Regions from separate parts of the Homo sapiens genome. Here region 2 is linked to region 1. A link is an interaction called in ENCODE POLR2A ChIA-PET data of the cell type or tissue named here. Cell type or tissue: CD4-positive, alpha-beta T cell. All regions are shown on one strand. Links, peaks and the distances in the headings refer to the core of each region. The heading gives the core; the rest is flanking DNA. Region 1 has its middle 36 kb from the start of SULT1E1. Region 2 has its middle 8.3 kb from the start of UGT2A1.

Region 1 (16,473 bases), core at 7,851-10,350:
TAATGATTGTAGGTTCCTGCTTTTTCATCTAAGCAGTGTAACAAAGGTCACCAGACGTGCCTGAGCAGGTCTAGCTTACAGCCAGCTGGACGCCATGGTGGGGGGGTCGCAAGATGAGTATTTGTGAAACTCCTTTGAACTTTGAACTAACCCAGATAATGACCATCTGGGCTGCATAGTAAGGGGTATACTAAACCTGAGTTATATGCCTGGCATAGCCTGATTAAGTGCCTTTGTCTTGTTTCTGTACATTTGTTTTCGCACCACTTAGGAGTAGGTATATGAGCAAGACCTTGTCTTTGTTCGGGGCCCAGTCTTTGGACATTGAGTCTGCTGTGTCTGAGTGCACTCAATAAAGATTCTCCTGCTTTACTCCGAGGTCTCTCTTGCCCTCCTGATTTTTCTGCAACATTTCTGGTGCGCCAGCCAGGAGGGAGAGATGACAGATTGGCTGTCTCCTTTGCCTGTGGGTCTGGGGCTCCCAGCCATGGGAGATCAGTTACCCCAAGCATGCCACTGGGAGAACCTCAACCTGAAGGGGAGATCGGCTCTCCTGCTTCTCCGGCGCCCCTCCCCTAACAGTGCAACAGAACCTGGAAGGGGTTACAGGACAATCCCAGAAGCAGCTCTACTGAACTGTGGTAAGGTTTTGGGGCTCAAGGCAGGACCTGTCCCGTAAGGACAGAAGAGGAGCTTGATCACCTCCCGAGGTATAACCACTAATTTGACCCAGAGAGGCTGGAGGTGAGAGTGGCTCTGCAATTCAGATGAAACTTATACCCCAACTGACATGGTATGTGAGAGAGGATTGCTAAGTCAGTTAGAAAAGGGAACTGGGAGAGGGGAAGTGTGTGAAACTGCGTGAGAGATGGTTCTGGGAGGGACTAACGCAGGAAGTAATGTGGGGAGACACAGATCTCTTAGTGTGGACTGTGTGCTCCGAGCGGTGTGGGACCGACCTGGGCTAGTGACAATCCACATCTGGCTAATAGGAGCTGCCCCCTGGCTGCAGCATCCGTGGTGGGAATAAGGAACTCTCCTAGCTAAGCAGCATCTGAAAACTCCCGTAATAGGAGACGGTCTGGTCGGTCAGAAAAGAAAGAGCGAGTGCACATCGTAAAGGGAGGAAATGTGGGGACAGTTGTTGAAACCCACTCCATTGGAATGTACGTTAAATAATTTTAAGAAAGTTTTTTCAGGGGATTATGGAATTAAACTGACCCCCCAAAGGTTGAGAACTCTCTGTGAATTAGAATAGCCCTCTATTGGTGTCAGTTGGCTGGCCGAGGATATTATAGATAGGGAGACAATAGGCCGGGCATTTAAGGTGGTGACCAGGGTCGGGGGACAGCAAGGGTAACCAGACCAATTCCCCTATATCAATTCATGCCTCAATATTATATAAAACTGACCAGCATGGTTGCAACCCTGTTTGGCAGCATATTGTAAGACACTAGTGGCCCAAGCAGCCGAACCCAAAAGTAAAATCAGCCATGCTGGCAGCTGCAGAGAAAAAGAAAAAGCTACAGGAAAGGCAAGATAAACGAGTTTTACAGGCACCTCAGGAGGAAACAGAATTTCCTCATCCTCCTTAGGTTCCAATCAACCCCCCTTTACCAAGACCAACTGCTTTTGCTGCTGGTTCATCTGTGAGGCCAACTGCCCCAGCTGCCCACAAGGAGTTAAATCCGAGTGGGTACATGCTCCCAGCCTCACCTGAGAAGGAGGAATCAGAGCTACAGAAAGTTAGGGCGGAAAGCCTAGAAAGTCAGGTAGGCTGTCTCAGGTCTGGCCGTGCCCAAGTCATGCAAATTGCTCTTCAGGAAATGAGAGGACCTGTCTATTATCAAGAGCATGGCCACATCCAGGGGGCAGAGTGAGCTTTTGTTTACCAGCTCTTTTCAATCACTGATCTCATGAACTGGAAGCATCATGCTCCCTCCTACACAGAGAAGCCACAGGCTTTTATAGACTTGATGCAGTCCATTATTCAGACAACCAATCCAACCTGGCCAGATTGGAAACAGCTTCTTCTGACACTGTTTAATATGGAAGAGTGCCAGAGACTGACACAGGCAGCCCTCCAGTGGCTAGAAGCAAATGCTCCTGCAGACACAGTTAATGCCCAGGCATATGCGCAGGGCCAGTTCCCTGAAACAGACCCCAATTGGGACCCAAATGACGCATCCCAGCTGCAGCATCTGCAGCAGTACTGAGAGGCAATCCTGCATGGGCTAAAAAATGGTGGGAGAAAAGCAGCCAATGCAGGAAAAAATCTCAGAGGTGCTCCAAGGAGCAGATGAAAGACCAAGCCAGTTTTACGAAAGACTTTGTGAGGCATTTCGGTTGTACACCCTGTTCAACCCTGAGGCTACTCAAAATCAGCATATGGTAAATACATCATTCATAGGGCAGGCCCAGGGCAATATTAGGTAAACATTGCAGAAGATGGAAGATTTCATGAGCATGAATGCTACTCAGCTTATTGAGGTAGCCACCAAGGTGTACATTAACCAAAATCAGGAGGCAAAGAGGGAGGCTAATTGAAGGCTTAAGAAAAAGGCTGATTTGCTGGCAGCAGCCCTTACAGGAAGGGAAGCTGGCTTTGCAAGGGGACACAAACATGGGTGTGGAAGAGGCCAGACTGGACAGGGATTTGAGAGTTGGCTGAGACTAGAAAGAGATCAATGGACCCAGTGAAAAAGGAAAGGACACTGGAAGGACAAGTGTCCAGAGAATGATAACAAGGAGAATGGTCTGGGCCATCGTATGGGAAGGCCACCAGCAGGGGGATACCACACCCAGGACTAACCACTGATCTGATTGGACTGGCAGGGGCTGAGGGATATGAGGACTAGGACAGACCAGGCTCCATCTCTTTGGGCCTCCAGGAGCCTATGATCACTTTGGAAGTAGGGGGCCAGTTGATGGACTTTATGGTAGATACTGGGGCTGAGCATTTGGTAGTGACCTGACTTATAGGGCCACTATCCAAGAACTGTGCAACCATTGTAGGAGCCATTGGAGTTTCAGAAAGAAGGCCTTTCTATCGGTCAAAGAGATGTGTAATAGGAGGACAAGGAGTCCAACATGAATTCCTATACCTTCCAAATTGTCCAGTTCCTTTGCTGGGAGGAGACCTACTTCAAAACCTGCAGGCACAGATTACATTTGGGTGGCAAGGGAATGTAACTTTAAACCTAGCTCACCCATAGGCTATGGTGTTAACCCTTACTGTCCTGAAAGCTGAGGAATGGAGGCTATATGCAGAAAAGACCCTGGAAGCAGGAGTAAATGATATGCACACATTACTTACTAAAATTCCCAGAGTTCGGGCTGAAAGTAACCTGCTTGGACTGACAGTAAATCAGGCACCAATTGTAGTGGACTTAAAACCAGGAGCAACTCTGGTTTGGGTCCATCAGTACCCACTACTACTTTCCAAGGCCATATGGGGAATCCACAAACACTTAGAGCGACTTCATAAGCATAGAATCATAGTCAAATGCCAGTCACTGTGGAATACCCCTCTCTTGTCAGTGAGGAAGCTGTCTAGTGAATATAGGCTAATGCAGGATTTGCATGCGGTAAACCAAGCTATAGTGACCATCCACCCAGTGGTGCCAAACCTGTATACTTTAATGGGACATATTCCAGCAAGTGCCACTTGGTTTTTACAGTCCTAGATTTAAAGGATGCATTTTTCTGCCTCCAGCTGGCACCGATTAGTCAGACTATTTTTGCTTTCCAGTGGGGTCAATCACAGTACACTTGGACAAGACTCCCACAGGGATTTAAGAACTCTCCCACAATCTTTGCAGAGACACTGGCCTCAGATCTTAAAGACTGCACCTCACCGAGCAGTGACTGTGTCTTGCTCCAGTACATTGATGATCTCCTTCTAGCAGCCCCAACCCAAGAGGACTGCTATCAGGGGACTCCTGCACATGTTATGGAAGGCAGGATATAAAGTGTCAGGGAAAAAGGCTCAAATCTGCTCTGAAAGTGTCCAGTGTTTAGGCTTCTATATAAGCCAAGGGAAAAGATGGCTCGGTAGTGAATGGAAGCAGGCTGTTTGTGCACTTCCTACTCCAACCACCTGGTGACAAATAAGAGAGTTCCTAGTGTGTCCAGAATTGGTTCCTTCTGGTGGGTTCTTGGTCTTGTTGACTTCAAGAATGAAGCCACGGAAGCTTGCAGTGACTGTTACAGTTCTTAAAGGTGGTGTGTCCAGAGTTTGTTCCTTCAGATGTTCAGATGTGTCCAGAGTTTCTTCCTTCTGGTGGGTTTGTGGTCTCGCTGACTTCAGGAGTGAAGCTGCAGACCTTTGCAGTGAGTGTTACAGCTCTTAGAGGTGGCATGTCCAGAGTTGTTTGTTCCTCCTGGTGGGTTCATGGTCTTGCTGACTTCAGGAGTGAAGCCACAGACCTTCACTGTGAGTGTTACAGCTCTTAAAGGTAGTGAGGACCAAAAGAGTGAGTGGCAGCAAGATTTATTGTGAAGAGCGAAAGAACAAAGCTTCCATAGCATGGAAAGGGACTTGAGTGGGTTGCCGCTGCTGGCTTGGGTGGCCAGCTTTTATTCCCTTATTGAGGACGGTCATCAAGGACAGGAGATTAACACTGAGAAGGCCTCACCAGTGTCAAGGAGGAAGACAATTTCCTGACCATCAATGGTTAAATGTACCTGGGACTCAGTGAGGGTGACATGTGCTGGCACTTGCCTCAAGCATCCTCAGTCCTGTTGTTGGATCATCTGGTTGGGGGCTTCTGGCCTAAAGAACCTTTGCCCTCTGGGGCAGTGTGCCTTCCAGTGATTGCATCGGCATAGCAGACATGAATGAGGGGTTGGCATAGCAGACATGGATGAGGGGGTGGCTTGTTTCTCATTGGACAATCTTTTTTAAAGTGTCCTAGTAAACCACACTGATAACAAGCCCTCACGGGTAATTGGCCTGCTCCATTTTCTGTCCTCTCTGAACCACCAAAGTTTGTTTGTCTGAGGGCCATGACTAAGGCTGCGGCCTTTCTCTGATCTCGCTTTTCCTTTTGGGCCTGTTCCTCTTGGCCCTATTATAGAACACCGAGGTTGCCAGGTTTAATAATGCCTCCAGATTTTGTTCAGGGCCCAGGGCTCGCTTTTGGAGCTTTCTCTTGATATCTGTGGCTGACTGGGTAATAAACTTATCTTTTAGGATCAATTGACCCTCGAAGGAGTCAGGTGACAGGGGAGCATATTTCCTTAAGGCCTCTTGTAGCTGCTTGAGGAAGGCAGAAGGATTTTCTTCCTTTCCCGGAGTTATGGTAGACATCATTGAATATTTCATGGGCTTTTTTCCTAATTCTCCTTAGTCCTTCTAGAACACGGGTCAACAGATGTTTGCGACTCCAGTCCCCATGATCTGAGTCGAGGTCCCAGTGGGGATCCATACTGGGGACAGCGTGCTGACCAGTAGGGAATTTGTCCCTTTCTTCAGCTGTCATTCTATCATTTACTTGACTAAGATATCAGGTATCTCCAAACTCTCGGGCTGCAGTTAAAGCCACATTCTTTTCATTAAAGGCCAGGGTTTGGTCTAACAATAGCATGACATCTCTCCAAGTGAGATAGAAGGTTTGCCCTAGACCCTGTAGGACATCTATGTACCTATCAGGATCATCTGAAAGCTTCCCCAGGTCTACCTTGATCTGCTTTAAATCAGAATAGGAGAAGGGGACATGTACCTGGGTTGAGCCAAATTCCCCTCCCCCTACAGCTTGAAGGCGACATAACCGATAGCTGGGGGATTTTTGTGGTTCCTTGGAGATTTCTTTGCTTGTTTCCTTCTGGGAAGGGGAGATTAGAGGAGGCTTATCATTAATAGGAAGGGGAGCTATATGGAGGCTAGGATATGGGGGTAAGCTGAGAGGTCCTCCTGTGGGATGTAAATTGCAAGATTTGCATAGTTGTGTATTCTCCTTCAATGAAAAGAAAGCTTGGACATAAGGTATTTTGCTCCATTTGCCTTCCCTCTTACAGAAAAGGTCAAGCTGCAGGATAGTATTATAATTTATACTTCCCTCAGGTGGCCATTTTTCCCCATCAGAGAGAGAATATTGGGGCCAAGCCATAGTGCAGAAAAAAATAAGCCACCTCTTTTTCAGGGTTTGTGGGCCAAATTGGTCCCAATGAGTTAGGATGCATTTCAAGGGTGAGCCTGTTGGTGCTTGAGTGTTTCTCATCTGAAAGAAAAAACCACCTGTGGTTTTGCTTTGTTTCTCCCCTGCCCAAGAACCCGCAACAGTCCCTGGACCCTGCTGATCGGAATAGTTGCACTCACTGACACAGCAGCAGAAACACTAGTTTTCCTCCTAGACCACAAGGAGGACCGAGGAATGTTGGATTTAGCAGTCCTTACCAACACATTCTCAAAAACCTGCACCCATGCCTGTCCTCCTAGACCACAAAAAGGACTGAGAAAAATCAGATTTAGTGGCCCTTACCGACACATTCTCGAAAACCTGTTAGAGTCCTAAGCATTCTCCTGTTAGTATTGGAACTTTACCCCATCCTATAAAGATGTTATGTCCCCAGAATGAAGTGGAGGGCCATACCCTGAGGGAAGGAAGGAATCTCCAGGGTTGGAAGAGTGACGCCTTTTTTCCTCACTTATATGAATAGGAAGAATACAGTTTCTGAGGCTCCCCATATCCTAGCTTCAGGAATAGCTTTTGTTAGGCCTGCTTGTCTGAGGAGGGACCCTAAAATTCCAGATAATACCCCCTACAATGGGGCTTTGGGCAAAAATTATGTCTTTCCAATTAGTGAGCCTGGGTGCCTAAAGAAGGGAATAGAGTCCTCGAGTTTACACTAGAAATCATTCTTATAGGAGGAACTAGAAAAGCACCAGAAACAGGGAGTGGTTTTTAGAAGTGGGACTAGCCTCGGAGAAGAGAGGCAAGAGGAAGTTTGTCTGACAGGCATTAGGACCCAGGAGGCAAGGGTCAGGATAGATAGGATAGATGGGCGAGTCTCACTTAGGCGACATGACTTTCAGAGTTTCGCTTATGGCTGCAGGGTCAACCGACTTGTTGTCGGGACCCCGGAGCTGAATGGCTTTCCTCTCTATTGACACTCGGCTCAGCCCAGAAGTACAGGAAAAGCAGAAACTGGTTCCAGGGAAACCAATGCTCCCAACTCCGAGAGTCGGGGATTGTTAGAGAACACTTTCCCAGAAAGCCTGACACCCGTGTCTTTAGTCCAGCAGGCATGCTAGTTGCTTTTAACTGGCCAACAGGTGCCTGGTATTTAGCCCCCGAATTCTAAGGAAAAATAGGACAGAATAGCAAGTGAAAGGGGTCTGATGCTACTCACCACTTGGTGATTGTCCCTTCACGGTTGCCAAAATGTGTCCAGAATTGGTTCCTTTCAGTGGGTTCTTGGTCTCACTGACTTCAAGAATGAAGCCACAGACCCTCGCGGTGAGTGTTACAGTTCTTAAAGATTGTGTGTTTGTTCCTTCAGATGTTCAGATGTGCCCGGAATTTCTTTTTTGGTGGGTTCGTGGTCTTGCTGGCTTCAGGAGTGAAGCCAGAGACCTGCGCAGTGAGTGTTACAGCTCCTAAAGTGGCACATCTGGAGTTGTTTGTTCCTCCTGGTGGGTTCATGGTCTCGCTGGCTTCAGGAGTGAAGCCACAGACCTTCGCAGTGAGTGTTACAGCTCTTAAAGGTGGCACATCTGGAGTTGTTTGTTCCTCCTGGTGGGTTAGCGGTCTCACTGACTTCAGGAGTGAAGCTGCAGACCTTCACAGTGAATATTACAGCTCTTAAAAGTAGTGACCCGAAAGAGCAACCCAAAGAGTGAGCAGCAGCAAGATTTATTGTGAAGAGGTAAAGAACAAAGATTCCACAGGGTGGAAAGGGACCTCAGCGGGTTGCCACTGCTGGCTCTGGTGGCCAGCTTTTATTCCCTTATTTGGCCCTGCCCACGTCCTGTTCATTGGTTCATTTTACCGAGCACTGATTGGTGATTTTACAGAGTGCTGATTGGTCCATTTTACAGAGTGCTGATTAGTCCATTTTACAGAGTGCTGATTAGTGTGCTTTACAGAGTGCTGATTGGTGCATTTACAATCCTTTAGCTAGACACAGAGTGCTGATTGGTGCATTTACCATCCTTTAGCTAGACACAAAAATTCTCCAAGTCCCCACCCGACCAAGAACCCCGGCTGGCTTCACCTCTCACTAGGGGCAGCAGGGTTCTGCTGCGTCTGGATCCCAAATTTCTTGCTCATGGCTAAACCATTATGTGAAGCCACAAAGTGAGAAAAAAGGAGCTCCTCCTCTGGGAGACTGACCAGGAGAAGGCCTTTAAAGAAATCAAAGGACCCTTGACTCAGGCTCCAGCTTTAGGGCTGCCAGATCTAACTAAGCCTTTCTTTTTCTATGTCCATGAGTGAAAAGGAATGGCCATAGGGATCCTAACCCAAGTCATAGGGTCATGGCACTGCCTGGTGGCATACTTATCCAGGAAGTTAGATTCTGTGGCACTTGGATGGCCTCCTTGTTTTAAGGCACTATCTGCCACTGCTCTGCTGGCACAGGAAGCTAATGAACTGACTTTAGGACAGCAACTGACAATCCAGGTACCGCACTCAGGTGTAACTTTGATGGACCAAAGGGGGTACCATTGGTTATCAAATCCGAGAATGACTTAATACCAAGGGCTCTTATATGAAAATCCCTGAATAACTTTAGAGATTGTGAATACTCTAAACCCAGCTACCTTGCTCCCCAATGAGTCAGTGCCAGGAAGTGCCCTTCATTGCCGTGTGGATGTGGTAGATGAAATGTTCTCAAGCCAGAGAGATTTGACAGATCAGACCCTCAGGGACCCGGACATTGAATATTTTATTGATAGGAGCGGCTTCATTCTAGGGGGGGTCCACTGAGCGGAGTATGCAGTAGTGACTTTGGACTCAGTAGTAGAGGCACAGTCTTTGCCTACAGGAACTTCTGCTCAGATAGCAGAGCTAATAGCTCTGAGAAGGGCTCTCCAGCTAGCAAAAGACCGAAAGGCAAATATTTACACAGACTCTAAATATGCTTTTCCACTTGGCATGTTCATGGGGCTATTTACAAAGAAAGAGGACTTTTAACTGCTGGAGGAAAATAAACAAAGTACAGGAAGAAATTCTACAGCTCTTAGACACCGTATGGGCCACAAAGCAGGTGGCAGTGATGCACTGTAGGTGGCACCAGAGGGCAGGAACATTAGAGGCTAAAGGAAATAGAAAGGCAGACACAAAGGCAAAGTGGGCTGCAATGATGACTCCACCTTCTAAAGAGGAAGCCTTAACTATGCCTCTCCTCCCAGAGATCCCCCTCTCGGAGACCCTAAGCTACACTCCAAATGAAAGAGCTTAGTTTGCTCAGGAAAATGGAAGCTACGTTGAAGGAGAATGGTGAAAATTCTGCAATGGGAGGCTAGTTGTACCTGAAATAGTGGCCCAGATAACGACCATCTGGGCTGCATGGTGAGGGCTATACTAAACCTGAGTTATCAGCCTGTCATAGCCTGATTAAGTGCCTTTGTCTTGCTTCTGTACATTAGTTTTCACACCACTTAGGAGTAGGTATATAAACAAAACCTTGTCTTTGTTTGGGGCCCAGTCTTTGGACGTTGAGTCTGCTGGGTCTGAGTGCACTCAATAAAGATTCTCCTGCTTTACCCTGAGGTCTCTCTTGCCCTCCTGATTTTTCTGCAGCAATAGCACCAAAGCAACTGCTGTATTTCCTCATACCACATCATAATTCCACAGGGAATTATGGATATACTCAGCACGGCCTTTCAGGGCCATTTTGTTGTAAAAAGTAAAATAAACATTATCCTCTGCTCTACATTAATTTTGCAGGACCATTTTTTTTCACTTTTTTCTTTATTTGTGCAATACATATTCTTCTAAACATCTCCCATGTACAGCAGTTCTTTATGACAAATACAACGGTCGAGGGGGAAAGCTAAATCAGAAATGGATTCCACATTCAAATAACTTAGGGTCTAGAAAGAAGACAAACCATGTAATTAAGTGACCATAAAACAAGATGGGGATGAATAAAAGTGATTGTAGACAGTAAACACCATAACAAAGTAGTAAAAATCTTGCAGTACAGAACCTAGAGTAATTCTTGACTCCTTTTCTGTTCTTTTTCTACAGACAGGGTCCAGGTTGGCATGGTCACAGTTCACTGTAACCTGAAACTTCTACGCTCAAATGATCTTCCCACCTAAGCCTCTCAGTCTCCCGAGTAGCTGGGACTGCAGGTGCATGCCATCACGTTTGGCTAATTTTTAGTATTTTGTGTAGAGATGGGGTCTTGCTATGCTGCCCAGGCTGGTCTAGAACTCCTGGCCTCGAGTCATCCTCCTGCCTTGGCCTCCAAAAGTGCCGAGATTACATGTGTGAGCCACCAATGTCTCCTTTATTTATTATTCCTGCAAACTAAGCAAATGGTTTAACTTAGAGCCTCAGTATCTTTACCTGTGAAATGGTAATAATAGTACCTACCTTAAAAGTTGGTGTTGGATTAAATGAATAAGTTACCCTGATCTGTTTCATTGTCTACCAACAACAGAATTGTTGAGGGAATTAATTATATCACAATAATTACATAAAACCTAATTGATATTAGTTTAATAAAAAGTAATGTATAAATGTTTGTTCTTTTCCATTGCTATAGCTAGATTAATATTGATCCAGAGCATAGAAGGACCATTCTTGCTTTTCCAAGTTATTCAATCTGGATAGTTCACAAGTGAGCAACTATACATAATTAACAACAACCTAACTATTACAACTATATAGTTCTGATATGTCAGTTATAATATCTGTTGATTTAATTATCAAACCTCAATGTAATGGTTATGAGCTTTTAATATTTCTTTCCCATTTACCCAAAAGCTTTAAATTACATTTCTTTGATATGACAGAAAATAGGAAATGGAAACTAAGAGATTAGAATTAAAACATATTTACTATCATAGCTTTAATATAACCATGGTTACATTGTTTAATGCACACGTAAAAGTAGCCAGGGACAGCTGGGTAGCCTGAGGTTCCCATGCTAGGAAGGAGAGCATCCTGCTAAGGATTGGAGTTTAGAGACACACGAATGAAAGTATCTGTCAGGATGGAATGATCTAGATATGATGGCCATGGATCTTCATTGATAGAGAAACTGTCTTCTGTATTAACTGACAGGAGAAAAGTGAAGAAAAGCAAAGGATATTCAAATGACAGATAATTTGGCTGCATAAGGGAAGAATAGTTCTAACTTCAAATCCAGCCCTTTCATATCTGTGTCTTAATGTTGCTCCATGTTTTATGCCAATCAAATTTGATAACATGAACTAAGATTTTTTATAAGGTATAGTGTATGGAAAAATAATACAGCCTTATTCTTAGGTATCAACAGACTATTAAACAAACTGTAATCATAAGATATGAAATTGGGTTATTTATTACAGTGATAAACCGCTGAACATTGTGTGAAAAACGTAGGATAGTTTTGCATTAATTTTAAGTTTTTATAAATTCTATAAACATTGGGATTTATTAAAAAACAGTGTTTTAACTGATGATATTCTGTTGGAATTTTCTAGCAATAAATGGGTGTTTTGTTCAACTCTTCATTTGTTTCTTGTTTCTGCTGTTGTGATTTATTGAAGTATATAATTTAGTAATCAAAGAACATTCATTTTACTTAGATTTGTATAATGTTAGAATGGTGATCATTAAAAAGTCAGGAAGCAACAGATGCTGGAGAGGATGTGGAGAAATAGGAACACTTTCACGCTATTGGTGGGAGCGTAAATTAGTTCAACCACTGTGGAAGACAGTGTGGGTGATTCCTCAAGGATCTAGAACTAGAAATACCATTTAACCCAGCAATCCCATTACTAAGTATATACCCAGAGGATTATAAACCATTCTACTATAAAGGCACATGCACATGTATGTTTATTGTGGCACTTCTCACAACAGCAAAGACTTGGAACCAACCCAAATGCCCATCAATGATAGATTGGATAAAGAAAATGTGGCACATATACATCGTGGAATACTATGCAGACATAAAAAAGGGTGAGTTCATGTCCTTTGCAGGGACGTGGATGAAGCTGGAAATCATCATTCTCAGCAAACTAACACAAGAACAGAAAATCAAACACCACATGTTCTCACTCATAAGTGGGAGTTGAACAATGAGAACACATGGACACAGGGAGGAAACATCACACATTGGGGCCGGTCGGGGGTTGGGGAGTGGTGGGGGAGGGATAGCATTAGGAATACCTAATGTAGATGATGGGTTGATGGGTGCAGCAAACCACTATGGCACACGTATACCTATGTAACAAACCTGTATGTTTTGCCCATGTACCCCAGAATTTAAAATATAATAATAATTTTTAAAAAGATTCACTAAAAGGCAAAAAAGAAAGAAAGAAAGAAAACAAACTGAAGTGATCATTTTATACATTTCTCATATTATTTTAGACAAGTAAAATATGGCTCAGCAATATGAGATATGTAGCTCAGGGTCGTACTGCTGGTTTGTGGAAGAACTGGACCCAAATGCCTCTTTTCAGGCTCTCAATCTTATGCCTAGAAGAGCCCCAGAAATTAACAGCATTCCAACTATTAAAATATTTTAGTTTTTACATATTTAAAAAGGAGTTAATAAAATCTGTCCTGTCTATGTCAAGGATCTGTTGAATATAAAAATATCACTTTTTAGGAGAATAATGAATTGACTATTATCACTTTAGTATTCACTTTTCATGGTTAATGCACATAATATCTTTTGGTACAATATTTGCTTATTTTAACTCATTAATGAATATGCGTGTCAATAGTTTTGTTCAGGTTAACATAGACTAACCCTGACTATTATCAACATGTGGAATGTTGCATTGTTCCCAAGGTCTTATAATTATACTCCAGAGGACATTATATTTCAAGGGACACGTTCAGAGAAGTAAACAAAGAAGAGGCCTAAGGGAAACAATCATCTTCTTTCAACATTTCCTGAGCTTTCAACAACTCAATTTCTTTCACATATTAAGTTATATACCACTCAAGGGCACTATCATTTTAATGAATTTTTCTCTTTGATTCTTCATCTGAGAATATTTATTAAAAGCTCTCAGGAATTTAAAGGTAAGTTTAATTTGACTACATTTCTTCCATACGTACTTTGGTTGTGAGTCTTTTAGGAATAATCATGCTAATCTAGAATATTGAACTCATATACAAAATTTAAACCAGATTCAGGAAATATTAAAACATGTTTATTTGATTTTTCCCCTTCAAAGTGTGCTCCATAATCACATATATTCACAAATCACATATTTCAGAAGTTACAAAGAACTGTATATTAATCAAGTTAAAATGTATTTCATAATGGTTTTCACACATGAAATAAGGTTCAAAATGTATAATTTCTCCCATCAGAAATGATTGCAAATTAAATTTTACATTTTATATAATTAGGTAAAATATGTGAGTACTAAAGGACAAATATTATTAAAACAAATTGGTAGTGTGATTCAGCTTTTCTAAGTTATTTAATATGCTCTTTAGTATATACCTCACATATGAGTATACACTCTCATATATTTATAATGTACTTCATTGTATGAGATATTGAGCCAAATATGATACTGTTTTCCTATCTTTTCAATCTAGAGTACTCTTCTGTACCTTCATTTAACCAAATTTCATGGTCAAAAGCCTTTATTATAGCTTTGCCAACCACCTCACCATAGTTTGGCACTTCTCTTATGTAACCTTGTATTTTTTTGTCTTTTCAATGTTTACAACACAGTATAGAATAGTAATTAAGATTGCAGGCCTTGGAGTCAAACTATCTGGGTTCCAATCCAATCTACTCTGCCACTTGTTGACAGAGTAGCCTTAAAATTGGATTATAAAACTAAACCTAGTAGATTCTTAAATGAAGATTAAAAATATAATATATGCACTGTTGTGTTTGTTTTGAATAATCATTTAGAATATCTTAATTTCATTCTGAGTGGGACTCTGTCTATCTTTTTTTAAATTTGGTCTTGAGGTCTCTCTCAGGAGAATGGCTATAAAATTTAGCTGTGCCCTGTTGGGGCTCCAGAGTATTTGGATGTGGATGTTTACAATGTGCTTTTCACAGGATACTTCTTTATTCTGGTGGACAATCTAATGCTTAAGGATCTGATCTGAGACCAGGTGTCTCTCTCATAGGAAATTTGTTTACACTGGCAGACAATCCTGTGGCTCTTATCTGATCAATGTCAAGTTTATTCCTACCAAGATAACCATTATCTGTGAAAGCTCTGACTAGGAAAGAAGTTAGACTTGGGTGTGTCAATCAGACAGACACAGAGTAGCAAATCAACAAAACACATAAAATAACTGAGGTAGTTTATTACTTACAGATCCAAAGAGAAGAGGGCAGTATGCCCCGCACAGCACCAAAGGGAAGGAGGGAGCTGTCCAGGACACTTGTGTTCAGTCTGCAAGTGGGGAGCAAGGGAGAGAAAGAGGGAGGGAGTTGTGGCCAAATCCTTTAGTGGGGTTCAGAGATTTACCCAAGCAGGTTTCCCACAGGAAGTTTTAATTGGTGGGTTCATGGCAAGCAAGAGCAAGTTTCATGTGCACACTGTGACTGAGAGATGGTCCCTGCAGCATATCTGTGCAGTCCATGTAGGGTGTGCACATTAGTGGGGTGAGTAAGTAGGTTGTCTCTTGCTGTCCCATAGGGAGGTGGTCACCACACTGAGGGACTGAGGGGGGCAGAGAATTGGAAACTGTGTCAAGGGTGCCTACTGCTTCTGGTATGATAAAGTGTGGCTTATATTCAAATGGATGCAGAAGAAACGTAAAATTATAAGAATTCACTACACCTACTAATACTTCTCAGTATATCCTAAAGTGGTAACTTAATGATCAAAATTATTATACAATGGTAAACATAAATAACTTAATTCCTGATAGTTTTACCTAGTGTACTAGAGAAATTTCATTTCATTTCAATATACATTTATTTACCTCAAGTATAGGTCTTGGAATTAGAAAGTCAAATATATGTCCCAATCCTAAGACAAGAAATCTAAACTCTAATTGGAGAAACAGATTAAATAAGTAATAATAACACAGTGGAATATATGAAATAATAGCATCATATTCAAGATATGGAAATGGAGAAAAGAGAATAACTCATTTTGTCTGTGGACCACTGGAAAGACTATTCAGAGGATGTGACTTGTAAAAGATATTTGAGAAATGAATAGGAGTTTTCTAGGTAGACAAAGAAATTAAGGGTCTTAGCTTGAAAAATGAGACATGCAAGTGCAACAGCTTAGTGTGAGGGGGACGGATCTATGCTTAAAAAAGAAATATATATATATATACACATATATATATATACATATATATATATATACATATATATATATATATATACACACACACATATATATATATATGGCCTTCTTGCTGAAGGCTAAAGCCTAACTGTGCTAGAGGGAAACAGGGAAAGTCGGAGAAGTTTGAATGTAAAATCCGTGGTAAAGATCTTTAAACTTTATCATTTAGATGATGGTGTTGTGGTCAGGTTTTAGGAAGATCTCATTGATCTCAATCAATGGAGAAGGGGAGGAACTAAACTTGAGAATAGGAGGACTAATTTTAAGACCTTTGCCATAGTACAAGATAGGTAATAGTAAGGAAATAAATTAGGGCAGGTTATTTTTGGCAATAATAATGATAATATTAATAATGGCTACCATTTATTATGTTTTATCAACATACACACTGAACCCATTATCTTATTTCTTCATCACAAGAGTTCTATAAAGTAAATTATTACTTCCATTTTAAGATTAGGAAAATGAAACCTAGGTTCATGATTTGTCCAGAATCACATTGGTTAGCAGACCTAACATATGAACTCTGAACCTAGAGACCTTACAGTCTTAACCACTAAGCCACTTCATGAAGAAAAGTTGCTATTCTGAAGGATACTTAGAAGATAAAGCAACTAGATTTGTGAATCAATTGAATATGCAAGATTCTAAAATTATTCCCATATTTCTGAGTTGTGCAATAGGGTAAATATAGTTTCACTAAAATATTAAGTACACAGGAATCTGGGACAAGAACTGGTTCAGTGGAGAGTAAGGCTAACAGGTTAAATTTATGTTATTGAATTTGAAATGCCCAGGGAATTTCTAGAGGAAAATGGGCAAGAGTAGCTGGCTCCATAGGTCTGGAACTCAGGCCATAAAATAAAACTAAAGATAAATCTGCATTCTTGAGGCATCAGCTTATAGATGCTTGTTAAAACCATGGGGAAGTGTGTAAAGTAAGATAAAAGAGCCAAGTATGGAGCTCCAAGGAAGAATAACATTTCTGGCCTAAATAAAATAGAAATACTCCT
Region 2 (16,473 bases), core at 6,956-9,455, 160 kb after region 1:
GGTGCCCAGCCAGCCCAAGGTCTCATAAGTTGGCTTGTGGTGAATGCTACTTTCTCTGGAACTCACCTGTTAGGGAAGTGAGTTCCTCTCTGGCCTAGGGTAGATCCAGAAATTCCGTCCAAGAGTCAAGTCCTTGAACCAGGGACCTTAAGAGCCCAACTGGTGCTCTATACCCTTGTGGTCATGCTGGTACCTAAAGTGTAAGACAAAGTCTCCTTTAAATTTTCCTCTGCTTTTCTCAAAGAGAAGAAGTTTTGAACCACATCCAACAGAGCTGATAATGTTCTGTGTCTCACCTGAAGCTAGCATGTCTCACACATGGCTCTGTATGTAGAACCTGAGTATCACTGCTTGTTATTCAGGGCCCAAGGGCTCTTCAGTTAGCAGGTGATGTTTTCAGGACTGGGTCCTTCCCTTCAAGGCAACAGGTTCCTTTCTGGCCCTGGGTGTGTCTAAAAATGTCATCTGGTAGCTAGAGCCTGGATTAGGGACTTTAAGACTTTGACTAGTGCCCTATCCTACTATGTCTGAGATGGTATCCTAGATTCAAGGTAAAGTGGTCCCCACTCTTCCTTCTCCTCTCAAATGCAAGGAAGGGGTCTCTTTAGGAGCCATAAGCTGTACAGCCTGGGTTTAGAAAAGAGGTGATGCCAGCACTCCCTTGGCTGTCCTAACTTATCTCAATATGTCACACGAGCCCCAGTCCATGGTCTCTGGGCCTGGTACAGCAGTAGGACTCACATAAGTGTTGCAATCCTTATGGCCTAGACTGCCTTTCAAGATTACTTGGAGATACAGAGCACTGTAGTCCTCTGTGGTGAGGTTTGCAGGCACTCAAGTTCTGACCACTGGACTTGGTGGTTCCCCTCTGACCAGGGCTGGTTTAAATGCTCCCTCTGTGAGTGGGTGTTAGCTGAGTTTGGTCTGGGTTTACTTTCTATTCTGAGTTCAATGCCTCACTCTTGCTGTGTTCTCCTCCTCCAGTGCCCAGAAGTGCTCTCCACACCACACTGCTGCTGTGGAGTGAGGAGGGGTAGAATCTGCAATTCATGACTTTTTTTTTTTTAATCTCTTCAATGCCTCTTTCAAAGTTAAAGGCAGGTACTATGTAACTATGATACAAAGTTAAAAGCAGGTACTATGAGTGGTCAACTGATTTTTTTTATAAAGATTTTTTTTCTGCGTAGATATTTGTTAACTTGGTGTCCTTGTGATGTGTGTGTGGAGGAAGATCGATGGAGCTTTCTATTCCACCATCTTGTTCCATCTCTTGTAAAATACACTTAAATGAATACAAAATTTAATGTCTTAAAAAAATGGAGAACCCAATACCAAGGTTTTTTTTTTTTTTTTGGTGTTGTTCGTATTGCATGGTTTGATATCTGCATGGTTGTTTCTAGAGGACATAAGGATAGCAAAGATTAATTTACCAGTTATAAAATCAGCTAGAATTTCCTAAGAAAAAAAGGAAAACATTTACTTGTTATTTTTCCATATGAGAAGGCAGGTTAGCTGTCAAAAGACCATTGTTCTGAACTTCAGCTTTCCTCTTATTTAATATTCTATAGAATTTGACAAAGTTCTAAAACCTCATATATTGGGTAAGTAGAATATAAAAATGCTACCTGATAAACATAGGGATTTTTTCCAGCTGTGCTAAAATAAGTAAAGATATAAATGTCACCCTTAGTTTTTATTTTTTCTTTACCATATTGCATTATCACATATCTCCAAATATTAGGCAGTATTGACAGATTATATTATAAGCAATACTCTTTGAGTGCTCAAAGTACAGAGACTGAAAATGGAAGAGAAAATTAGAAGTTAAAGAAGATTGGAAGAATATCACTAATTTAATTTAATAAAAAGTGACTATTTTGTGTATTTCTAAAGTGTTTAAAATTGTTCCTCATATAGATTTTGTATATGCTTTGTTAAATTTATGCTTAGTTATTTTATCTTTTTAATTAGATTATGAACAACTTATCTTTCTTATTGTATAAAATTCTACACATATCTCAATTTAAACTTTATATCTTATTATTTTGCTCTATATACTCTCTTGAACTTTATAATAGTTTTCCAAATATTCCTCCATATGAACTGCAACTAAAGATAAATTACCTCTCCCTCTCCATTTTTGACATAACTGATTGTCTTCTTTTGCCTAACTTTTCTCATCTATACCTCTAAGCACATGTTTAATTGTAGTAAAGATAATGGCCTTTGTGTCTTAATTTGAATTTAGTGTCAGGATTATGCTGGCCTCATAAAATGAGTTAGGGAGGATTCCCTCTTTTTCTATTGATTGGAATAGTTTCAGAAGGAATGGTACCAGTTCCTCCTTGTACCTCTGATAGAATTCAGCTGTGAATCCATCTGGTCCTGGACTCTTTTTGGTTGGTAAACTATTGATTATTGCCACAATTTCAGCTCCTGTTATTGGTCTATTCAGAGATTCAACTTCTTCCTGGTTTAGTCTTGGGAGAGTGTATGTGTCGAGGAATTTATCCATTTCTTCTAGATTTTCTAGTTTATTTGCGTAGAGGTGTTTGTAGTATTCTCTGATGGTAGTTTGTATTTCTGTGGGATTGGTGGTGATATCCCCTTTATCATTTTTTATTGTGTCTATTTGATTCTTCTCTCTTTTTTTCTTTATTAGTCTTGCTAGCGGTCTATCAATTTTGTTGATCCTTTCAAAAAACCAGCTCCTGGATTCATTAATTTTTTGAAGGGTTTTTTGTGTCTCTATTTCCTTCAGTTCTGTTCTGATTTTAGTTATTTCTTGCCTTCTGCTAGCTTTTGAATGTGTTTGCTCTTGCTTTTCTAGTTCTTTTAATTGTGATGTTAGGGTGTCAATTTTGGATCTTTCCTGCTTTCTCTTGTGGGCATTTAGTGCTATAAATTTCCCTCTACAAACTGCTTTGAATACGTCCCAGAGATTTTGGTATGTTGTGTCTTTGTTCTCGCTGGTTTCAAAGAACATCTTTATTTCTGCCTTCATTTCGTTATGTATCCAGTAGTCATTCAGGAGCAGGTTGTTCAGTTTCCATGTAGTTGAGCAGTTTTGAGTGAGATTCTTAATCCTGAGTTCTAGTTTGATTGCACTGTGGTCTGAGAGACAGTTTGTTATAATCTCTGTTCTTTTACATTTGCTGAGGAGAGCTTTACTTCCAACTATGTGGTCAATTTTGGAATAGGTGTGGTGTGGTGCTGAAAAAAATGTATATTCTGTTGATTTGAGGTGGAGAGTTCTGTAGATGTCTATTAGGTCCTCTTGGTGCAGAGCTGAGTTCAATTCCTGGGTATCCTTGTTGAGTTTCTGTCTGGTTGATCTGACTAATGTTGACAGTGGGGTGTTAAAGTCTCCCATTATTAATGTGTGGGAGTCTAAGTCTCTTTGTAGGTCACTCAGGACTTGCTTTATGAATCCGGGTGCTCCTGTATTGGGTGCATATATATTTAGGATAGTTAGCTCTTCTTGTTGAATTGATCCCTTTACCATTATGTAATGGCCTTCTTTGTCTCTTTTGATCTTTGTTGGTTTAAAGTCTGTTTTATCAGAGACTAGGATTGCAACCTCTGCCTTTTTTTGTTTTCCATTTGCTTGGTAGATCTTCCTCCATCGTTTTATTCTGAGCCTATGTGTGTCTCTGCACGTGAGATGGGTTTCCTGAATACAGCGCACTGATGGGTCTTGACTCTTTATCCAATTTGCCAGTCTGTGTCTTTTAATTGGAGCATTTAGTCCATTTACATTTAAAGCTAATATTGTTATGTGTGAATTTGATCCTGTCATTATGATGTTAGCTGGTGATTTTGCTCATTAGTTGATGCAGTTTCTTCCTAGTCTCGATGGTCTTTACATTTTGGCATGCTTTTGCAGCGGCTGGTACTGGTTGTTCCTTTCCATGTTTAGCGCTTCCTTCAGGAGCTCTTTTAGGGCAGGCCTGGTGGTGACAAAATCTCTCAGCATTTGCTTGTCTGTAAAGTATTTTATTTCTCCTTCACTTATGAAGCTTAGTTTGGCTGGATATGAAATTCTGGGTTGAAAATTCTTTTCTTTAAGAATGTTGAAAATTGGCCCCACTCTCTTCTGGCTTGTAGAGTTTCTGCCGAGAGATCCGCTGTTAGTCTGATGGGCTTCCCTTTGAGGGTAACCCGACCTTTCTCTCTGGCTGCCGTTAACATTTCTTCCTTCGTTTCAACTTTGGTGAATCTGACAATTATGTGTCTTGGAGTTGCTCTTCTTGAGGAGTATCTTTGTGGCGTTCTCTGTATTTCCTGAATCTGAACGTTGGCCTGCCTTGCTAGATTGTGGAAGTTCTCCTGGATAATACCCTGCAGAGTGTTTTCCAACTTGGTTCCATTCTCCCCATCACTTTCAGGTACACCAATCAGACGTAGATTTGGTCTTTTCACATAGTCCCATATTTCTTGGAGGCTTTGTTCATTTCTTTTTATTCTTTTTTCTCTAAACTTCCCTTCTCGCTTCATTTCATTCATTTCATCTTCCATTGCTGATACCCTTTCTTCCAGTTGATCGCATCAGCTCCTGAGGCTTCTGCATTCTTCACGTAGTTCTCGAGCCTTGGTTTTCAGCTCTATCAGCTCCTTTAAGCACTTCTCTATATTGGTTATTCTAGTTATACATTCTTCTAAATTTTTTTCAAAGTTTTCAACTTATTTGCCTTTGGTTTGAATGTCCTCCCGTAGCTCAGAGTAATTTGATCGTCTGAAGCCTTCTTCTCTCAGCTCGTCAAAGTCATTCTCCATCCAGCTCTGTTCCGTTGCTGGTGAGGAACTGTGTTCCTTTGGAGGAGGAGAGGCGCTCTGCGTTTTAGAGTTTTCAGTTTTTCTGTTCTGTTTTTCCCCATCTTTGTGGTTTTATCTACTTTTGGTCTTTGATGATGGTAATGTACAGATGAGTTTTTGGTGTGGATGTCCTTTCTGTTTGTTAGTTTTCCTTCTAACAGACAGGACCCTCAGCTGCAGGTCTGTTGGAATACCCTGCCGTGTGAGGTGTCAGTGTGCCCCTGCTGGGGGGTGTCTCCCAGTTAGGCTGCTCGGGGGTCAGGGGTCAGGGACCCACTTGAGGAGGCAGTCTGCCCATTCTCAGATCTCCAGCTGCGTGCTGGGAGAACCACTGCTCTCTTCAAAGCTGTCAGACAGGGACATTTAAGTCTGCAGAGGTTACTGCTGTCTTTTTGTTTGTCTGTGCCCTGCCCCCAGAGGTGGAGCCTACAGAAGCAGGCAGGCCTCCTTGAGCTGTGGTGGGCTCCACCCAGTTCGAGCTTCCCAGCTGCTTTGTTTACCTAAGCAAGCCTGGTCAATGGTGGGCGCCCCTCCCCCAGCCTCGCTGCCGCCTTGCAGTTTGATCTCAGACTGCTGTGCTAGCAATCAGCGAGACTCCGTGGGCGTAGGACCCTTCAAGCCAGGTGCGGGATATAATCTCGTGGTGCACCGTTTTTTAAGCTGGTCAGAAAAGCGCAATATTCGGGTGGGAGTGACCCGATTTTCCAGGTGTGTCCGTCACCCCTTTCTTTGACTCGGAAAGGGAACTCCCTGACCCCTTGCACTTCCCGAGTGAGGCAATGCCTTGCCCTGCTTCAGCTCGCGCATGGTGCGCGCACCCACTGACCTGAGCCCACTGTCTGGCACTCCCTAGTGAGATGAACCCGGTACTTCAGATGGAAATGCAGAAATCACCCGTCTTCTGTGTCGCTCACGCTTGGAGCTATAGACCGGAGCTGTTCCTATTCGGCCATCTTGGCTCCTCCCCTCTCATTGATTTTTTGAAGGGGTTTTTGTGTCTCTATCTCCTTCAGTTCTGCTCTGATGTTAGTTATTTCTTGCCTTCTGCTAGCTTTTGAATGTGTTTGCTCTTGTTTCTCTAGTTCTTTTAATTGTGATGTTAGGGTGTCAATTTTAGATCTTTCCTGCTTTCTCTTGTGGGCATTTAGTGCTATAAATTTCTCTCTACACACTGCATTAAATGTGTCCCAGAGATTCTGGTATGTTGTGTCTTTGTTCTCGTTGGTTACAAAGAACATCTTTATTTCTGCCTTCATTTCTTTATGTACCCAGTAGTCATTCAGGAGCAGGTTGTTCAGTTTCCATGTAGTTGTGCAGTTTTTGGTGCATTTCTTAATCCTGTGTTCTAGTTTGATTGCACTGTGGTCTGAGAGACAGTTTATTATAATTTCTGTTCTTTTACATTTGCTGAGGAGTGTTTTACTTCCAACTATGTGGTCAATGTTGGAATAGGTGTGGTGTGGTGCTGAGAAGAATGTATATTCTGTTGATTTGAGGTGGAGAATTCTGTAGATGTGTATTAGGTCCACTTGGTGCAGAGCTGAGTTCAATTCCTGGATATCCTTGTTAACTTTCTGTCTCGTTGATCAGTCTAATGTTGACAGTGGGGTGTTAAACTCTCCCATTATTATTGTGTGGGAGTCTAAGTCTCTTTGTAGGTCTCTAAGGACTTGCTTTATGAATCTGGGTGCTGCTGTATTGAGTGCATACATATTTAGGATAGTTAGCTCTTCTTGTTGAATTGATCCCTTTACTATTATGTAATGGCCTTCTTTGTCTCTTTTGATCTTTGTTGGTTTAAAGTCTGTTTTATCAGAGACTAGGATTGCAACCCCTGCCTTTTTTTGTTTTCCATTTGCTTGGTAGATCTTCCTTCATCCCTTTATTTTGAGCCTATATGTGTCTCTGCACGTGAGATGGGTCTACTGAATACAGCACAGTGATGGGTCTTGACTCTTTATCCAATTTTCCAGTCTGTGTCTTTTAATTGGAGCATTTAGCCCATTTACATTTAAGGTTAATATTATGATGTGTGAATTTGACCCTGTCATTTTGATGTTAGCTTGTTATTTTGCTCATTAGTTGATGCAGTTTCTTCCTAGCATTGATGGTCTTTACAATTTGGCATGTTTTTGCAGTGGCTGGTACTGGTTGTTCCTTTCCATGTTTAGCGCTTCCTTCAGGAGTTCTTTTAGGGCAGGCCTGGTGGTGACAAGGTCTCTCAGCATTTGTTTGTCTGTAAAGGATTTTATTTCTCCTTCACTTATGAAGCTTAGTTTAGCTGGATATGAAATTCTGGGTTGAAAATTATTTTCTTTAAGAATGCTGAATATTTGCCCCCACTATCTTCTGGCTTGTAGAGTTTCTGCCGAGACATCCACTGTTAGTCTGATGGGCTTCCCTTTGTGGGTAACCCGACCTTTCTCTCTGGCTGACCTTAACATTTTTTCCCTCATTCCAACTTTGGTGAACCTGAAAATTATGTGTCTTGGAGTTTCTCTTCTTGAGGAGTATCCTTGTGGCATTCTCTGTATTTCCTGAATTTGAATGTTGGCTTGCCTCGCTACATTGGGGAAGTTCTCCTGGATAATATCCTGCAGAGTGTTTTCCAACTTGGTTCCATTTTCCCCATCACTTTCAGGTACACCAATCAGATGTAGATTTGGTCTTTTCACATAGTTCCATATTTCTTGGAGGCTTTGTTCATTTCTTTTTACTCTTTTTTCTCTAAACTTCTCTTCTCACTTCATTTCATTCATTTGATCTTCAATCACTGATACCCTTTCTTCCACTTGATCGATTCGGCTACTGAAGCTTGTGCATGCATCACCTAGCTCTCATGCCATGGTTTTCAGCTCCATCAGGTCATTTAAGGACTTCTCTACACTGGTTATCCTAGTTAGCCATTCGTCTAATCTTTTTTCAAGGTTTTTATCTTCTTTGTGATGGGTTTGAACATCCTCCTTTAGCTCAGAGAATTTTGTTATTACCGATTGTCTGAAGCCTTCTTCTCTCAACTCATCAAAGTCATTCTCCGTCCAGCTTTGTTCTGTTGCTGGCAAGGAACTGTGTTCCTTTGGAGGAGAAGAGGCGCTCTGATTTTTAGAATTCTCACCTTTTCTGCTCTGGTTTCTCCCCATCTTTGTGGTTTTATCTACCTTTGGTCTTTGATGATGGTGACATACAGATGGGGTTTTGGTGTGGATGTCCTTTCTGTTTGTTAATTTTCCTTCTAACAGTCAGGACCCTCGGCTCCAGTCTGCAGCTCCCAGTGTGAGCAATGCAGAAGATGGGTGATTCCTGCATTTCCAACTGAGGTACTGGGTTGATCTCACTGGTGCTTGTCAGACAGTGAGTGCAGCCCACGGAGCAGGGCAGGGCATCACCTCACCCAGAAAGTGCAAGGGGTTGGGGAATTCCCTTTGCTAACAAAGGGAAGCTGAGACAGACGGTACCTGGAAAATTGGGACACTCCCACCCTAATACTGCTCTTTTCCAACAGCCTTAGCAAATGGCACACCAGCAGATTATATCCTGCACCTGGCTTGGAGGGTCCCCTGCCCACAGATCCTTGCTCACTGCTAGCACAGCAGTCTGACATCAAAGTGCAAGGCAGCAGTGAGGCTGGGAGAGGGGTGTCTGCCATTGCTGAGGCTTGAGTAGGTAAACAAAGCTTCCAGGAAGCTCGAACTGGGTGGAGCCCACAGCAGCTCAAGGAGGCCTGCCTGCCTCTGTAGACTCCACCTCTGGGGGCAGGGCATAGCTGAACAAAAGACAGCAGAAACTTCTGCAGACTTAAACATCCCTGTCTGACAGCTTTGAAGAGAATAGTGGTTCTCCCAGCATGGAGTTAGAGATCTGAGAACGGACAGACTGCCTTCTCAAGTGGGTCCCTGACCCCCAAGTAGCCTAACTGGGAGACACCTCTAAGTAGGGGCTGACTGAGACAGCCAGGTGCCCCTCTGAGACAAAGCTTCCAGAGGAAGGATCAGGCAGCAACATCTGCCATTCTGCAGTATTTGTTGTTCTGTAGCCTCCACTTGTGATATCCAGGCAAACAGGATCTGGAGTGGACCTCCAGCAAACTCCAATTTCAATTTTCTTAAATGTATTGAGGCTTATTTTATGGCCTATCACATGGTTTAACTTGAAGAAAATTCCATGCACTGTTGAATAAAATGTGCATTCTGCAGTTGTTGGATGAAATGTTCTATCTATCTATCTATCTATCTATCTATCTATCTATCTATCTATCTATTAAGTCCATTTGTTCCAAGGTGTAGTTTAAATCCATGGCTTCCTTGGTGACTATCTGTCTTGATGATCTGTCTAGTGCTGTCAGTGGAGTATTGAAGTCCCCCACTATGATTGTGTTGCTCTCTATCTCATTGCTTAGGTCTATTAATAATTGTTTTATAAATTTAGGAGCTCCAGTGTTAAGTGCATATATGTTTAAAATTGTGATATTTTCCTGCTGGTCAAGGCCTTTTGCCATTATATAATGATCCTCTTTGTCCCTTTTAACTTCTCATACTTTAAAGTTTGTTTTGTCTGATATAAGAATAGCTACCCCTGCTTGCTTTTGGTGTCCATTTGCATGAAATGTCTTTTTCTACCACTTTACTTGAAGTTTATATGAGTCCTTATGTGTTAGGTGAGTCTCTTGAAGGCAGGAGATGGTTGGTGAGTTCTTATCCATTCTGAGGTTCTGTATCTTTTAATTGGAGCATTTAGGCCAATTACAGTCAATGTTAGTTTTGAAATGTGAGGTACCATTGCATTCATCATGCTCTTTGTTGCCTGTGTACTTTGGTTATTTTTGTTTTTTTTGTTTTTGCTTTTAAACTTGTATTTTTGTTTTATAGGTTCTGTCTGACTTATGCTTTAAAGATGTTCTGTTTGATGTGATTCCAGGATTTGTTTCAAGATTTACAGCTCCTTTTAGCAGTTCTTACAGTGGCTTGGTAATGGCAAATTCTCAGCATTTGTTTGTCTGAAAATGGCTGAATTTTTCCTTCATATATGATGCTTAGTTTTGCTGGCTACAAAATTGTTGGCTGGTACTTGTTTTGTTTGAGGAAGCTGAAGATAGGGCCCCATCCATTCTAGCTTGTAGGGTTTCTGCTGAAAAATCTGCTGTTAACCTGATAGGTTTTACTTTATAGGTTACCTGGTTTTTCTGTCTCACAGCTCTTAAGATTCTTTCCTTCATCTTAACTTTGGATAACCTGATGACAATGTGTGTAGGTGAAAATCTTTTTGCACTGAATTTCCTGGGTGTTCTTTATGCTTCTTGTATTTGCATGTCTAGGTCTCTAGCAAGGCCAGGGAAGTCTTCCTCAATTATTCCCCCAAACATGTTTTCCAAGCTTTTAGAATTGTCTTCCTCCTCAGGAACACTGATTATTCTTAAGTTTGGTTGTTTAACATAATCCCAGACTTCTTGGAGACTTTGTTCATATTTTCTTATTCTTTTTTTCTTTGTCTTTGTTGGATTGGGTTACTTCAAATACCTTGTCTTTGAGCTCTGAATTTCTTTCTTCTACTTGTTCAGTTCTATTGCTGAGACTCTCCAGAGGATTTCACATTTCTTAAAGTCTGCCAAAAGTTTCCTGAATTTTTGATTGTTTTTTCTTTAAGCTGTCTATTTCCTTGAATATTTCTCCTTCAATTCTTGTATCATATTTTTGGATTTCCTTGCATTGGGCTTCACCTTTCTCTGGTGCCTCCTTGATTAGTTTAATAATTAACCTCCTGAATTCTTTTTCAGGTAAATCAGGAATTTCTTATTGGTTTGGACCCATTGCTGGTGAGCTAGTGTGATTTTTTGGGGGTGTTGAAGAGCCTAGTTTTGTCATATTACCAGGGTTTGTTTTCTGGTTCCTTCTCATTTGTGTAGGCTATGTCAGAGGGAAGGTCTAGGGCCAAAGGTTGCTGTTCAGATTTTTTTGTCCTACAGGGTGTTCTCATGATGTAGTACTCTCCCCCTTTTCCTGTGGATGTGATTTCATGTGAGCCCAACTGCAATGATTGTTAACTCTCTTCTGGGTCTAGCCAGCCAGTGAGTCTACCCAGCTCCGGGCTGGTACTGGGGGTTGTCTGCAGAGTCCTGTGATGTGAACCATCTATGAGTCTCTCAGCTGTGGATACCAGTGCCTGTTCCATTGGAGGTGGCAGAGGTGCATTGGACTCTGTGAGGGTCCTAGCTTTGGTGGTTTAATGATCATTTTTGTGCTGCTTGGCCTGTTGCCAGGAGATGGCACTTTCCAGAAAGCATCAGCTGTAGTAGTGTGAAGAGATACCCACAGTGGATGGGACCCCAGAACTCCCAAGATTAAATGTCCTTTGTCTTCTGCTACCAGAGTGGATAGGGAAGGCCCATCAGGTGGGGGTAGTATAGGTGTGTGCGAGCTCAGCATCTCCTTGGGCGGGTCTTGCTGCAGCTGCTGTTGGAGATGGGAGTGAGACTCCCAGGTCACTGGAGTTGTGTACCTAGCAAGAGGTGACAACGTGCCAGCAGCCCTCACTTGCTCTCGGCACCTCCTCGGCCTTGGCGTCTGCTCTGGCCAAGCTCGAGGAGCCCTTTGGCCCACCACTGTGCTGTGGGGGCCCCCTCTCTGGGGCTGGCTGAGGCCAGAGCTGGCTCCCTCTGCTCACACAGAGGTGTGGAGGGAGAGGAGCAGGCTGGAGCGAGGGCTGCTTGTGGTGCTTGTGGGCCGGCACGGGTTCCCAGTGGGCGTGGACTCCACGGGTGCAGCTGGTCAGAGCCTGCTGGGCTTGATCAGGGAACGAGCTCCCTCTGGGCTGCCAGAGTGCCCGGGCTAGGTGCTGCAAAGTCCCACAGTGAGTGCCATTGAGAGGTGAAGCTGGCTGGGCTTCTGGGTCAGGTGGGGACCTGGAGAACTTTTCTGTCTAGCTAAAGGTTTGTAAATGCACCAATCAGCACTGTGTATCTAGCTAAAGGTTTGTAAATGCACCAATCAGCACTCTGTGTCTAGCTAAAGGTTTGTAAACGCACCAGTCAGCACTCTGTGTCTAGCTAATTTGGTAGGGGACTTGGAGAACTTTTGTGTCTAGCTAAAGGATTGTAAATGCACCAATCAGCGCTCTGTGTCTAGCTAAAGGTTTGTAAATGCACCAATCAGTACTCTGTCAAAATGGACCAATCAGCAGGATGTGGTGTGTGTGTGTGTGTGTGTGTGTGTGTGTATTTGTATTAATATAAACTCTGGATGAATGTTTACCGAAATATTCAGTGATAATTTATACATGGTAGAATTAGAAATAATTTCCAAATTATTTTGCCATCTTTGTGCATTTCTTATTTTAAAATAATAAATGTGATACTTACATAGTCAGAAAAAGAAAAAAAAAAAAGAAATAAAAGCAGGCCATCCGAGCCAGCTGGGGTCCCCTTCCACGCTGTGGAAGCTTTGTTCTTTCACTCTTCACAATAAATCTTGCTGCTGCTCAATCTTTGGGTCTGCGCCGTCTTTAAGAGCTGTAACACTCACTGCAAAGGTCTGTAGCTTCACTCCTGAAGCCAGTGAGACCATGAACCCACCGGAAGGAACTAACAACTCCAAACGCGCTGCCTTGAAGAACAGTAACACTCACCGCGAAGGTCTGCAGTTTCATTCCTGAAGTCAGTGAGACCACGAACCCACCAGAAGGAAGAAACTCCAGACACGTCCGAACATCAGAAGGAACAAACTCCGGACACACCATCTTTAAGAACTGTAACACTCACCGTGAGGGTCCGCGGCTTCATCCTTGAAGACAGCGAGACCAAGAACCCACCAATTCCGGACACACTAGGAGAAGTACGGCTGCCTCTGCTGAGTCATGTAGGTTGTCAGGTAAGTAGGGGAAAGCCAGCAGTCACAGGCCTCACCTAGTTCACATGCTAGCTGAAGGGCCAGTCTCACTCCCACCGTGTCCCCCTCAACAACCTGGAGTCTGTTTCCAGGTGGAGGGTGAGCCCTGCTTGAAAACTTGCCTGAGGCTTTCCACCTCCCGGCTGCCAAAGAAAAGGGCTTTAGTTTTCCCCCCTGCCTGTGAGGTCTGCATGCTGGATTCACACCCTCCTTGAAGTACTGGCCAGGAGGCTTCATGCCCCGTTCAAATTGTTACAGAGTTTAGCTAGAGAATTCCTTCTGCCTGTGGTATTTTACCCCCTACTTCTCTGGCCAACCTCCCAGTGGATCCCTGTGGTGCCAGGCAGGTATGGGCTGCTTGGGGGACCCAGCGAGCTCCCAGGGTCTTTCCGCTACTTCCCCTACCCCTGTATTTCACTTGGCTCAGCTCTCTAACTTGACTCAGCTCCAGGTAAAGTCAGAAACAGCTTCTCCAGTGGGGTGTGTGTTTGGAAGAGAAGGGTCTCCCTTTCCAATTTCTGCAGTTGGGACACCCACAGTATCTGTGGTGTCTCCTTGGTCCTGCAGAAACAGTCTGCTTCCGGCAGAGGATCTGTGGGTCCTCTCAGGATTACCGGTTTGCTCTTGCAGTCGATCTGGAGCTAAAATTCAATGTGCAAGCCTCTGTCTCCTGCTCTGTCTGGAACTGCAATCTAGTCCTGCCTCCTATCTGCCATGATGCCTCAGTCATCACAAATGATATTTTAATAACATTATGACTAAGCATGCATACCCTGTAGTCAGATAGTATACATTTAAGTACTGGTTGTGACATTAAGTCTCTGAGTGTTACTGGGCAAGTTACATAAGCTTTCTATGCCTTGGCATTTTCATCTGAAAATGGGAACAAAATAGTATTACCTACCTCAAAAGGTTGTTGTAAGAATTAAATTAATCTACATAAAATACTTAGAATAGCACATGGCACATTGTAAGAGTACCATAAATGTGAAATTACAAAAAAACTGAAAATGCAATGAGATAAAAATTTATATTGAAGTAATGTGTGTAAAATTAATCACAAGAAGAGAGAATCATTCACAAGAATGTAAAATTTGAGAAGCCATTTGAGAATGTATTGTATGGTGGGCTGTTTGCCATATGGCCCTCAAAATTCTCCCACTATGACCCTAGGCTTGGCCAGGTAACTTGTTTGATCTAATAGAACTCTACAGAAGTAAAATATGACTTCAAGGCATAATCCTTAAGAAACCTTGCAGGTATTATCCTCACTTTTTTGGGACAGTGCCAGGGTGCAGCTAGATGGAGTTTCTTTACATGAGAGTCTAAGAACATTGTTTCAAGAGAGTGACGGCAAGAGTCGATATCCAAAACTTAAGTGAAGCCACCTTAGACAATCTGTCTGAGTGGAGTGTGTTAGGGTTCTCCAGAGAAAGAGAACCAACAGGATGTGTGTGAGAGTGTGTATATATGTATGTGTGTAGAGAGACAGATATGTACATTTATTTTAAGGAAATGCTTCATACAGTCGTGGAAGCTTGGTAAGTCCAAAATATGCAAGGTAGGCCAGCAGGCTTGAGACTCAGGGAAGAGTTGCAATTTGAGTCCAAAAGCAGTCTGCTGGCAGAATTCCTTCTTACTTAGGTCTGATGTCAATTATTGTCTATTAAGGCCTTCAACTAACTGGATGAGGCCCACCCGCATTGTGAAGAATAATCCAGTAAAATATTATCTCATTCCCAAAACACATAGACAGAAATATTTAGAATGACGTTTGACCAAATATCTGGGGACTATCATCCAGCCAAGTCGATACAAAAATTAACCATCACATAGAACCACCAGGATGACTTTTGCTGCATGAGGTATATACAGGGAAATCAGTAGAACTGTCCAACTGAGCCCAGCACAAACTTCTCACCCAAAAAATTGGTAGCAAATAAAATGATTGTTGGTTGAAGCTACTAAATTTGAAGTGACTTTTTTCACAGCAATACACAACTGATACACATAGGAAAAATAACTCAGAAATTAAAATGAAAAGAAAACATTTGACATGAATTTTTCAAAATGCTTTTTAAACATTGATAAAAATTATTATCATACATGGTATGAAATATGGTTGTTTTACAAAGAAGTTTATTGGTTAACCTTGAAGTTGATGATACTTTATTCAGTATTTCTCATTAATTATAAGTGGTGAAAATTGTTGTCATTGAATTGGGTAAAATGAGTCATTTCCAAGAAAAGCTTCACCAATTTAAAATATTTTCTTGTTATAGAGTTAGTCCCATGAAGCCTGTTAGTCTTCATGGGAGGGTGAGTAGAATAACAGTAATCTTTTACACCTAGAAATATATTGGAATCATAGGGAGTCTTCAGGCCTACTGTGTCCAGTGTTCATTATAAATTTTTCTTATTTCGAGTCTCTCTTTTGTCTAGTTGGGAATCATGCTGTTCAATATTTTCAGTTACTGGCTTTGCTCATTCTGTCCTAGATAGAAATTTAACCACCTGTAGCAAGTAAAAATCTTGGACAAGCAAAAAAACTTTTATATTACAGTTAATATATTTGATATAAATTTTACAGTACAGAGAACCAAACAGAAAAGAAGCTTTTTTAAAAAAAAATTAGTTATCAATTATTTGGCTTAAAAGGAATGTGTGTGTGTGTGTGTGTGTGTGTGTGTGTATTTGTGACTGGGATTATAAAAAGATAATAGAGTATGATCAAATAGATTTGAGTGAAAACTACAGGAATTAAAAATATTAATTAACACCCATGCTGTGTTCCAAGTGTGAAGGCAAAAGATATATTACTGCAAGTGTAAAGACTCAGAAAAGTTTCTATTTGAGGGCTCATGTTGAAATATTTGCATGAAGACTCATTTTATTTAGCTGAGAAGTTAATTACATTAGCTATTCAAAATGGAGAAATCATTGTATGAAACACACACATTACTTCTCTTTTATCAAGATTGAACTTGCACTCCATGAATTGATGAATATTTGTAGTCAGATGTATGCAATCCAAGCTGACTTGAACTTAAAGACTTGCTTGGGGCCTCCACTGTTCTTCTTTATTTCCTCTTCAATGTTATCATACAAAGTGTGTCTCTGCCGGACTATGCCATACTTATCAGCTGTATGAAATTTATTTCCACATTTCCATAAGTTTGCTTATCAGCAAAAACAACAAGTGGTGATGTTCTATCTCAGTACTTAGTTATTACTAAATATGACATATTTGGGATGCTATGCCAAAAAACATACTAAGTTATTTTTTGCTACTTCAAAATATTTGCACAAAGAAACAGCAGTAATTTTATTCCCCAAGGATGGTGCATAATGAAGGTGTGCAACTCTAAAAAAGTTATTTCATTATCTAAATTACTATCTTCTTTATTTATGGCAAAGATCAATCAAACCACCCACTTTCATCATCATGAATCAGGAAAATATATATATATAAATAAAAATAAAGACATTTTAATTTTTAAAACTTTTTTCATAATAATATAATAATTGTTTGTTTCATAAGTTTGAGGGATATTAATTGCTCATACTTATTCATAACAATCTCAAGATTACTAATTATTGTCAATCTTATTTTAGATATATCCTGGCATACTTGGTTAGTTGGGGTAGGGGCAGAGACCATGATAGTAAATGCAAAATTCAGGGCAAATAGTTGCTAGGGAACCAACAGAAGGTTACACCTTTGACAAAAGGTTAATCTGCTTCACAGTGTAGTGGGTGGAAAATGTTAAGTATAAACAAC

The links. Peaks named below come from ENCODE experiments on the same cell type or tissue, not always from the same donor. Only the 100,000 strongest peaks of a DNase experiment are listed, where the experiment ranks them.
Region 2: POLR2A ChIA-PET joins it to region 1 with 5 read pairs; 1 of 35 experiments calls an interaction of 5 or more read pairs at or near these places.

The regions. Positions count from the first base shown.
Region 1 is chr4:69,816,313-69,832,785 of GRCh38, reverse strand. It overlaps a transcript of SULT1E1 not described here. Among named protein-coding and RNA genes, the nearest start is that of SULT1E1, 36 kb to the left of the region's middle. RefSeq lists enhancers at 1-195, 1,678-1,767 and a silencer at 760-939. In CD4-positive, alpha-beta T cell, for the core only: CTCF peaks have their summits at 9,023 and 9,225 (motif pointing right); a DNase peak (open chromatin) is centred at 9,235.
Region 2 is chr4:69,653,319-69,669,791 of GRCh38, reverse strand. No RefSeq gene overlaps it. Among named protein-coding and RNA genes, the nearest start is that of UGT2A1, 8.3 kb to the right of the region's middle. RefSeq lists an enhancer at 12,269-13,468. In CD4-positive, alpha-beta T cell, for the core only: no CTCF peak of the experiment used is centred there; a DNase peak (open chromatin) is centred at 8,461.